Regions from separate parts of the Homo sapiens genome. Here region 2 is linked to region 1. A link is an interaction called in ENCODE POLR2A ChIA-PET data of the cell type or tissue named here. Cell type or tissue: PC-9. All regions are shown on one strand. Each heading gives the region's core, and the rest is flanking DNA. Links, peaks and the distances in the headings are about the cores only. Region 1 overlaps MKLN1-AS (MKLN1 antisense RNA). Region 2 has its middle 84 kb from the start of MKLN1-AS.

The links. Peaks named below come from ENCODE experiments on the same cell type or tissue, not always from the same donor. Only the 100,000 strongest peaks of a DNase experiment are listed, where the experiment ranks them.
Region 2: POLR2A ChIA-PET joins it to region 1 with 6 read pairs; 5 of 35 experiments call an interaction of 5 or more read pairs at or near these places.

What each region holds. Positions count from the first base shown.
Region 1 is chr7:131,306,049-131,311,426 of GRCh38, forward strand. It overlaps MKLN1-AS (MKLN1 antisense RNA), which reads right to left. Exons shown (of 6, transcript NR_125364.1): 5 at 5,082-5,175; 6 at 3,696-4,725. It also overlaps a transcript of MKLN1 not described here. Among named protein-coding and RNA genes, the nearest start is that of MKLN1-AS, 19 kb to the right of the region's middle. In PC-9, for the core only: no CTCF peak of the experiment used is centred there; no DNase peak of the experiment used is centred there.
Region 2 is chr7:131,241,330-131,246,707 of GRCh38, forward strand. It overlaps a transcript of MKLN1 not described here and the pseudogene RPL27P11. Among named protein-coding and RNA genes, the nearest start is that of MKLN1-AS, 84 kb to the right of the region's middle. RefSeq lists enhancers at 2,925-3,518, 4,703-5,294. In PC-9, for the core only: no CTCF peak of the experiment used is centred there; a DNase peak (open chromatin) is centred at 3,152.

The DNA.
Region 1 (5,378 bases), core at 298-5,297:
GAGAGCTGATGGTTTAAAAGTGTGGCACATCCCCCCTTGCTCTCTCCCTCCTGCCACCTTGTGAAGAAGGTGCTTGCTTCTCCTTCACCTTCCACCATGATTACGTTTCCTGAGGCCTCCCCAGCCATGTGAAACTGTGAGTCAATTAAACCTCCTTTCTTCATAAATTACTCAGTCTCAGGTAGTTCTTTATAGCAGTGTGAGAATGGAGTAATACAGATAATTGGTACCAGGAGTGGGGCACTGCTATAAAGATACCTAAAAATGTGGAAGTGACTTTGGAACTGGATTATGGGCAAAGGTTGGAACGGTTTGGACGGCTCAGAAGAATACAGGAAGATGTGGGAAAATTTGGAACTTCTGAGAGACTTGTTGAATGGTTTTGACCAAAATGCTGATAGTGATATGGACCATGAAGTCCAGGCTGAGGTGGTCTCAGATAGAGATAAGGAACTCACTGGGAACTGGAGCAAAAGTCACTCTTGCTATGCTTTAGCAAACAGACTGGTGGCATTTTGCCCCTGCCCTAGAGAGCTGTGAAGCTATAAACCTGAGAAAGATTATTTAAGGTATCTAGCAGAAGAAATTTCTAAGCAGCAAAGCACTGAAGATGTGATCTGACTGTTTATGAAAGTTTACAGTCATATGCATTCACAAAGAGATGATCTGAAATTGCAACTTATGTTTAAAAGGAAAGCAGAGCATAAAAGTTTGGAAAATTTGCAGCCTGACCATGTGGAAGAATAGAAAAACTCATCTCCTGGGGAGAAATTCAAGCTGCCAGCTGCAAAAATTGGGTAAGTAAAGAAGAACCAAATGTTAATTGCCAAGACAATGCAGAAAATGTCTCCAGGGCAATTCAGAGACCTTCATGGCAGCCCCTCCCATCACAGGCCCAGAGGCCTAGGAGGGAAAAATGGTTTCATGGGCTGGTACCAGGGCCCCACTACTCTGCAGGCTTGGGACATGGCACCCTGCATCCCAGCCACAGTTGGGGGATGCAGGATGCCATGCCCATTTTAGCCACAACTACAGCTCCAGTTGTGGCTAAAAGGGGCCAAGGTACAGCTTGGGCTGTTGCTCCAGAGTGTGCTGCCCCATATCTTGGTGGCTTCTATGTGGTATTGGGCCTGTAGGTGTGCAGAAGGCAACAGTTAAAGTTTGAGAATCCTCCGCCTAGATTTCAGAGGATGTGTGGAAACACCTGGATATCCAGGCAGAAGTCTGCTGCAGGGGTAGTGCCCTCATGGAAAACCTCTACTAGGGCAGTGCAGAGGGGAAATGTGGAATGCGAGCTCCCACATGGAGTCCCCACTGGGGCACTGCCTAGTGGACCTGTGAGAAGAGGACAACCATCCTCCAGGCCCCAGAATGGCAGATCCACCAAGAGGTTGTACTGTGCACCTGGAAAAGCTGCAGGAACTCAAGGGCAGCCCATGAAAGCAGCTGCAGGGGCTGTACCCCGCAGAGTCACAGGAGCGGAGTTACCTAAGGCCTTGGGAGCCTACCTCTTGCATCAGCATGCTCTGGATGTGAGACATGGAGTCAAAGGAGATTATTTTGGAGCTTGAAGATTTAATGACTGCCAAGTTTCAGACTGGCAGTGGGGCCTGTAACCCCTCTGTTTTGGCCAGTTTCTCCATTTGGAATGGAAGCATTTACCCAATACCTGAACCCCTATTGTATCTTGGAAGTAACTAACTTGTTTTTTTATTTTACAGGCTCCTAGGCAGAAGGGACTTACCTTGTCTCAGAAGAGACTTTGGACTGTGACCTTTTGAGTTAATGCTGGAATAGGACTTTCGGTGGCTGTTGAGGAGGAATAATTGTATTTTGCAATCTGAAAAGGACATGAAATTGGGGAGGGGCCAGGGGCAGAATGATATGGTTTGGCCCTGTGCCCCCACCCAAATCTTTTCTCAAGTTGTAATCCCCATGAGTCAAGGGAGGGACCTGCTGGGAGGTGAATGGATCATAGGGGCAGATTTCCCCCATGCTCTTCTCATGATGTGAGTGAATTCTCATGAGATCTGATGGTTTAAGTGTTTGAGACTTCCCTCACTGGATCTCTCTCTCCTCCTGCCTTGTGAAAAAGGTACTTGCTTCTCCTTTGCCTTCTATCATGATTGTAAGTTTTCTGAGGCCTCCCCAGCCATATGGAACTGTGAGTCAATTACACCTCTTTTCTTCTTAAATTACCCAGTCTCACGTAGTTTTTTTTTTTTTTTTTTGAGATGGTATCTTGCTCTGTCAGCCAGGCTGGAATGCAATGGCATGATTTTGGCTCACTGCAACCTCCACCTCCCAGGTTCAAGTGATTCTCCTCTCTCAGCCTCCCAAGTGGCTGGGATTACAGGCATGCATCACTACGCCCAGCTAATTTCTGTATTTTTGGTAGAGACAGGGTTTCACCATGTTGGTCAGGCTGGTCTTGAATCCTGACCTCAGGTGATCCACCTGCCTTGGCCTCCCAAAGTGCTGGGATTACAGGCATGGGCTACCGCGCCTGGCCTCAGGTAGGTTTTTTTTGTTTTGTTTTTTCTTTTTTTTTTTTGAGACAGAGTTTCACTCCTTTTGCCCAGGCTGTAGTGCAATGGCATGATCTCAGCTCACCGCAACGTCCATCTCCCAGGTTCAAGTGATTCTCCTGCCTCAGCCTCCTGAGTAGCTGGGATTATAGGCATGTGCCACCACGCCTGGCTAATTTTGTATTTTTAGTAGAGACAGGGTTTCTCCATGTTAGTCAAGCTGGCTGCCAACTCCCAACCTCAGGTGATCCACCCACCTTGGCCTCCCAAAGTGCTGGGATTACAGGCGTGAGCCACCATGCCCAACCTAGGTAGTTCCTTATAGCAATGTGAGAATGGACGAATACAGATTTTACTCTCTGTAAAGATGGTAGCTTGTGGGGGATGATAAGACAACTGGGTCACTAGAGCTGGTGTGTCACCATAGCTGCTGTTATGCCTAAAAAAATGATGATCCATTGTCCAGTTTTCTATAAGGTTCAATATGTCTCAATCTTCGAATTGCAAGGGAACTAGACAGATTATAATTTCCAGGCTTTCCCTGTGTATCTTACAATAAACCCCATCACTTAAAATCATGTCCTGTAGACAAAGGAGAGTTAAGATGTACCGAGGAGTTCTGAGGGTCTAACTACTAGGAGCCTCCTGCAGATTTTGAAATTTCTCTTGTCTTCTATTTTATCTTACCATTGTTGACCTAAAAGGAAGAAGCTGAGGCAAAATTAATATAAGTAGAGAGTTTATTTGGGACAAGCTTGAGGATTGCAACTTAGTAACATAGATTCTAGTTGCCGTGAATATACATTCTGAGTAGCAGCAGTTACAAGTGGATTTTTTTTTTTGGAGGCAGTTTCACTCTTGTCACCCATGCTGGAGTGCAATGGTGTGATCTTGGCTCACTGCAACCTCCGCCTCCTGGGTTCAAGACATTCTTGAAGTCTTGAGTCTGCCTCAGACTCCCAAGTAGCTGGGATTACAGGCACCCACCATCACAGCTGGCTAATTGTTGTATTTTTAGTAGAGACAGGGTTTCGCCACATTGGTTAAGCTGGTCTCGAACTCCTGACATCAGGTGATCCACCCACCTCAGCCTCCCAAAGTGCTGGGATTACAGGTGTGAACCACCACACTCAGCCACAAGTGGATTTTTTTTTTTTTTTTTTTTTTGAGACAGGGCCTCGCACTGTTGCCCGGGCTGGAGTGCAGTGGTGCCATGTCAGCTCACTGCAAGCTCTGCTTCCTGGGTTCACGCCTTTCTCCTGCCTCAGCCTCCCGAGTAGCTGGGACTACAGGTGCCCGCCACCACGCCCGGCTAATTTTTTGTATTTTTAGTAGAGACAGGGTTTCACTGTGTTATCCAGGATGGTCTTGATCTCCTCACCTTGTGATCCGCCCACCTTGGCCTCCCAAAATGCTGGGATTACAGGCGTGAGCCACCACGCCCGGCCCACAAGTGGGTTTTTAAAAGGAAAGAAGAGGCAGTTCCTGAGTTATTTACCAATAATTTACATTAACATAACATAAGCTGTTGATTGGCTATCCATTATTAAGCTATAGGATATGGGTTATAATGTCTGGTGCAGCACCAGTAGGCTAATTTTCAGCTACTTGTGGCAATAGTAAGCAGTATAAAAAGATGAGTACATGCCTCAAAAGGGGGTGTGTGTAGGACAGGATTGCCGTCTCATTTTAATACCTCTCTGGATCTGATAATTGGAAAGGACTTGCATTCTTCAGATAAAAGTTCTTTTTCTCATTTCTTCCTTTTGATCAAAAATCTTTCCTTTTGAAAGCACTGATGATCAAAATCTGAGTGTCAAGGTATCCCTCATTGCCAGAAAGGCTCATGCCCAGGTAGTCCTACCAGTCATTGATTTATAGCTGCCATCACTTGTGGAATCACCTCTTCAGTGTACCATGAATTTAGTTTTCTCAGAAGAAATAAAACAATGAGAGATACACAGCGGAAATATTTTGAGGTTCCCAGGCCTGTCAGAAAGTGACATTCTTTACTTAACACAGGACAGAAATCTTGAAAGGGAACTACGTAGACAAGGGACCAGGCCAGTCTTTCCAAGAGGCTTTCTAATTGCCTCTATAGAGTCAACCTCCATTCTTCAAAGCAGTCTGGTCATATCTGAAAATATGTCATTCCAGTCAAATCCTTAGTAAAATAACAAGTGTCTCCAATTATATCCTGTTACAGAAAAAAGATTCTTATTAAATGTATGCAAATAACTAGATTGCCATAAAATAAGAGTACTCATGAATAGTTTCCAAATTTTGGAGTAATCAGGTAGAGAGAAAGGCAGATGTTTCAATGTTGTTCACAAAGGTATTTTTACCCAATTGTTATAAAGTATAAATAAATAGCTCAAGGAAAAAAAGTTTTCTTGACTCTGGAAGACAAAATAAAAAAAAAAACCAGCAATGTTTTAAATAAAAAGTCAGCAAATCTTTTCAGTCTTCTGTCAGTTCAGTCACATGTAATTAATTCGTGTTCTGCTTGATGTTGAGTTAGCAATCTAAGGAACACATCAGTTTATTACATACCTGAAAGTTGTTACTTAGTCCAATGATATGATCTCCAAAGTTATCAGAAACCTGTATTCAAGAGTACTTGTCAGGGTCCTATTCTATGAATTTCCTTGAAGAAAAAGCAAATTTTGAATTATAGACAATTGTAACTGCTTTATGAGAAGAGAAATAAAACTAATTGTTTTAGATAGCAAAAGACTTAGAATAGCCATGGTTAAAGATGCAATTGACAAGGAAATTTGGTTATTCCTGTGGTTTACAACAGTTTAACATAATAATCATAATTATGACTGATAACATATACCAAGACAC
Region 2 (5,378 bases), core at 296-5,295, 65 kb before region 1:
ATTGCACCACTGCACTCCAGCCTGGAAGACAGAAGGAGACTCTGTCTAAAAAAAAAAAAAAGAAAAAAGAAAAAAAAAAAAAGAACACCTTAGCAGCCCAGGGGCGGTGGCTCACGCCTGTAATTCCAGCACTTTGGGAGGCCAAGGTGGGAGAATTATTTGAGCCCAGGAATTCAAGGCCATCCTGGCCAACATAGTGAGAACTTGTCGCTACAAAAATTTTTAAAAAGTAGCCAGGTGTGGTGGCCTGCACATGTGGTCCCAGTTGCTAAGGAAGCTGATGGCATCACTGCATTCCAGCCTGGGTGAGATCTTGTCTAAACAAAACAAAGCAAAACAAAAACAAAAACTCCTTAGCACTGTCACAACACCTAGCTTTTAAGTACTTGAACACAATTTTAGCTTTCATCTGAATTAATGCTTGGATGATAGGCAGTCAAAGTTGATGCTAGCTCTCTAATCACATACTCAGTATTGTTTCCATTTCTTTGATTACTTTCCCTCATTTTCTGCTAATTGCTGTTCATTGCATAGACCCCGCCAGCATTTTTCACATTTTGAACCTTTTTGTCTTTCCGAATCACCCTGTTGACTAAGGATCCATCTCTTACCCGCTTGCAACACATGATTTTTCTTACCACATTCAATCTGTTAATCTGTTTTATTTTCATCATAATCCTAAACCTATTCTCAATAGCACATTGAGCATTCTGAATTGTTTTTGCAATTATCAGACACTGAGGTTAATAATGTTGCAAAACACCTAAGATTAAATACAGCAAATCTGCTGGTAATGGAAAATTAGCTGGCCAAGGCTAAGATGACCACGGCCAACGGCTATTGTCATCTGTTGAGGGCAGGCGAAGTTGAAACACTTTTACTTTTGGAGGAAAGTATTTTCCATCTCCGTGAAAGTTCACAGCTGGCTAGGTATGGTGGCTCACGCCTGTAATCCCAGCAATTTGGGAGGCTAAAGCAGGAGGATCACTTGAGGCCAGGCATTTGAGACCAACTTGGGCACATAGCAAGACTCCATCTCTACAAAAAATTTTAAAAATTAGCTGGTTATGGTGGGGCATGCCTGTAGTCCCGGCTACTCAGGAGGCTGACGTGTGAGGATCCCTTGAGCCCAGGAGTTTGAGACTAAAGTGAGCTGTGATTGCGCCACTGCCCTCCAGGCTGGGTGACAGAGTGTGACCCTGTCTCTTAAAAAGAAAAAGGAAAGTTCCTTTTTGCTATAGGCCCGAGGGGTTGCTGCTGAAATGGGCAAGTTCATGAAACCTGGGACGGTGGTGCTTGTTCTGGCTGGATGCTATTCTGGATGCAAAGCCATCATCGTGAAGAACATTGATGATGGTACCTTAGATCGCCCCTACAGCCATGCTCTGGTGGCTGGAATTGACCGCTGTCCCCACAAAGTGACAGCTGCCATGGGCAAGAAGAAGATCTCTAAGAGGTCAAAGATCAAGTCTTTTGTGAAAGTTTATAACCACAATCAGCTAATGCCCACAAGGTACTCTGTGGATATCCCCTTGGACAAAACTGTCATCAATAAGGATGTCTTCAGAGACCCTACTCTTAAACACAAGGCCCGATGAGAGGCCAAGGTCAAGTTTGAAGAGAGATACAAGACAGGCAAGAACAAGCGGTTCTTCCAGAAGCTGCGGTTTTAGATGCTTCGTTTTGGTCATTAAAAATTAAACAGAAAAAAAAAAGGAAAGTTCACAGATGGCCAAACTTTTCCACAGCCATGGTACCGTCCTAGTGAAGTACATTTGAGACAATAGTCATCAAATTACATATAAATACGTAATCAACCAAAATTATTTTTAGATAGTTCAGTTGGTTTACGTTGTCTGAATTGGCGGAGTCTGGGGGTTTGATTTCTGTGTCAGTTACTTGAAGAAAAATTGTGCCACTCAAATACTCTACACCTATGTCTAGCCATGTCACAAATACCTGCTCTTCAGGGGGCCTAGATACAGTATGTCGGGAGACAATCATGTCATTTCCGCAGTCCGTATAGAACAATGCTGTTACCGGCCTTTGTAATAATGTGTGAACCTGGACTCTGCAAACTCAAAACCTCATGTGTTACCCGCTTGCAACACATGATTTTTCTTACCACATTCAATCTGTTAATCTGTTTTATTTTCATCATAATCCTAAACCTATTCTCAATAGCACATTGAGCATTCTGAATTGTTTTTGCAATTATCAGACACTGAGGTTAATAATGTTACAAAACACCTAAGATTAAATACAGCAAATCTGCTGGTAATGGAAAATTAGCTGGCCAAGGCTAAGATGACCACGGCTAACTGCTATTGGCCATGCTTCTATCCATTAACAGGAAAGAAGACGCTTTAGTCATATATTTAAATTTTTTAAAAATTATGTCAGGCCCTGCGAGGTAGCTCACGTCTGTAATCCCAGCACTTTGGGAGGCCAAGGTGGGTGGATCACCTGAAATCAGGAGTTCAAGACCAGCCTGGCCAACATGGTGAAACCCCGTCTCTACTAAAAATACAAAAAATTAGCTGGGCATGGTGGCACGTTCCTGTAATCCCAGCTACTCAGGAGGCTGAGGCAGGAGAATCGCTTGAACCAGGAGGCAGAGGTTGAAGTGAGCCGAGCTGCACCGCTGTACTCCAGCCTGGGTGACAGAGCAAAACCCTGTCTCAAAAAAACAAACAAACAAAAAATATGGTTGGATCACAAGATTCTCCAAATGTAAAACACTAAAGAAAGTCAAAAGAGGCCCATTTTTCTAATTGAGATTAAAAAAATCGAGTGGTACCCGATTTCCCTCTACTCCCCAGGGACCTGATGACCATTAATGCCTATTGAGTTAGTTTTCGGGAATTTGCCGAAGAGCAGGTGGGTGTCACTAGAGAATACTGCATATTTCTCAAAGTAGAGAAGGCTACAGATTCACAACTCAGCTTCTGGCTTCAAATGCAATTTTCTCCCTGTTTTCATGACCCGCTCCTCCCTCCAACGCCAGAGCTGCAGGCAGTTCTCTGAATAACACTATGTCCCTGGCCTCCTAGCTCCCATTTGAACGTTTCAGCAGGGCTCCTCTGAAGTCTGGCCCCCACCACCTCCCCTCTCACAGGCTTCTTGTTCGTCTGAGTCAGCCCGTGACTCACCTCACTCATTAGCGGAACTCAGAATGCCTCTCCATCCTCTGGATCCCTTTTGTCTCCCTGCTTATAACTGGTTTCCTGGCAGCCTAAGGTCTATGGACAGCCTTGAAGCTAGAAGGTGGGTTGCTACTAGGATGGTCTGCTCAGTAAAGTGGTTGGCAGACAGCAAGTAGAGTTACAGTGACGACGGTGATGACGGTGATGACGATGATGACGATGATGCATGCAGTTGCCTCAAAAGGACTTTGGTGGCCAGATTTGGCATGTCCCCCTGTGTTGGCACAGGGGTCCTTGATTCTTGGCCCCTTCTTTCCTCTTTCTAGTCTTTTCTTTCCCTCTTCATCCGCCCCTCCTCTGCACATATGCCCGAATGTACAAGGTGAATGCTTCTGGGCTCTGCTCTCTGTGGAAAGGCAGGGAAAAGAGCGACACCCCTACACGGCGGCACCCTTTCCTCCAGCCTTTGCAGCTCCGTTCTCATTTCTACTCATTTGATTTTACATCCCAATGCTTTCTGTTTTGTAAGAGGTGGACTAGAAGGGACGAATGAGAAAAGGCTTTACGCCTTGTTGGTGCCTCCTGGGCATATAAAAAAGCCCAGTGACATGATACTAATAAGAAACTCTAAATTCACGGTCAAAAATATCAGAACCAAATCACTGTTATTAATTTGTTAATCTTACTTAAAGGCCTTTGTAAAATGGTGATACAGTCAAGTGCTGCATAATGACATTTCGGTCAGTGACAGACTGCATGTACAATGGTGATCCCATAAGATTATTATACGGTCTTTTTTTTTTTTTTTTTTGAGACAGAGTCTCGCTCTGTTGCCCAGGCTGAGAGCAGTGGCGTGATCTCGGCTCACTGCAACCTCTGTCTCCTAGGTTCAAGCAATTCTCCTACCTCAGCCTCCCGAGTAGCTGGGATTACAGGTGCCCACAACCACGCCCAGCTAATTTTTGCATTTTTAGTAGAGATGGGGTTTCACCACATTAGCCAGGCTGGTCTCGAATTCCTGCCCTCAGGTGATCCGCGCCCCCCGCCCCCGGCCTCGGCCTCCCAAAGTGCTGGGATTACAGGCGTGAGCCACTGTGCCCGGCCCTATACTGTCTTTTTACTGTACCTTTTCTATGTTTAGATATGCTTTGATACACAAATACTATTGTGTTACAGCTGCCTACAGTATTCAGTACAGGAGCATGTCATACAGGTTTGAAGCCTAGGAGCAATAGGCTATGCCATGTAGCCTAGGTGTGCAGTGGGCTTATCCCATCTAGGTTTGTGTAAGTGCACTCTATGATGTTCAAACAACAATGAAGTCTCCTAACAATGCATTTCTCAGAACGTATCCCTGTCATTAAACAACGCATGACTATAGTTTACTCAGCTGAATCCTGACAGCTTTCATTAAGTCTCATGATTTATTTTGAAAGGGACCTCAGAGACCATCCTGTCCACTCTTTTGTTCAATGGGCAGATGCGTGATTGCTGTGCACCTGTGATGGTCAAAGCCCAAGCCAGGTGCCCTAGGGCCGCACTTCTGAAGCCCCTGAGAGGCAGATCTTGTTCTGGACACCTGGGGAGGGGGCCCAAGGTCCTGCATTTCTATAACCTCCTTGGGGATGTCCGTGCCATCAGCCCACAGACCACACTTTGAGTAGCACTGCTGCAGGCACTCTGCACAAAGCTAGATAGGCTTGACTTGTCACCGGAGAACATCCAGGGCCATAGGCTCCATGAGGCGGCCCTCTGCACCCTGCCTTGTCGGCTGCTGATGTTTGCTTGTGAGGCCCAGGGAATGCCAAACAATTCTTCCAAGTGCACTTGGCTTTCTTGTGTCTTCACCCCCAGCCAGGGGTGTTAAAATGAGAAGATTCGGGTTTGGGATTAGGACAAGAAAAAGGGCCCATAAAGCTTCACCCTAGACTATGAAGTCTAGTCTGGGTTATCTTAGAAGAGAGCTCTAAACCCACATTTTAGGCAGATTCTGTTTAACAATAAAGTATTTCTTTGATTGCTACAGAGATCTTCTTTTATGATTTGTTCGTTCATGTCCTTTGCTGATTTTTCTATTGCAGTCTTTGCCTTTTAATTATTGAACTGTAACAGCTCTTCATTACAATACTAAGGAAAATCCCCCTTCCTCCAATAAAGTGATTTTAGTCTTTTTTTTTTTTTGACTAATTTTTTGTAGAGACGGGGTTTTGCCATGTTGCCCAGGCTGGACTC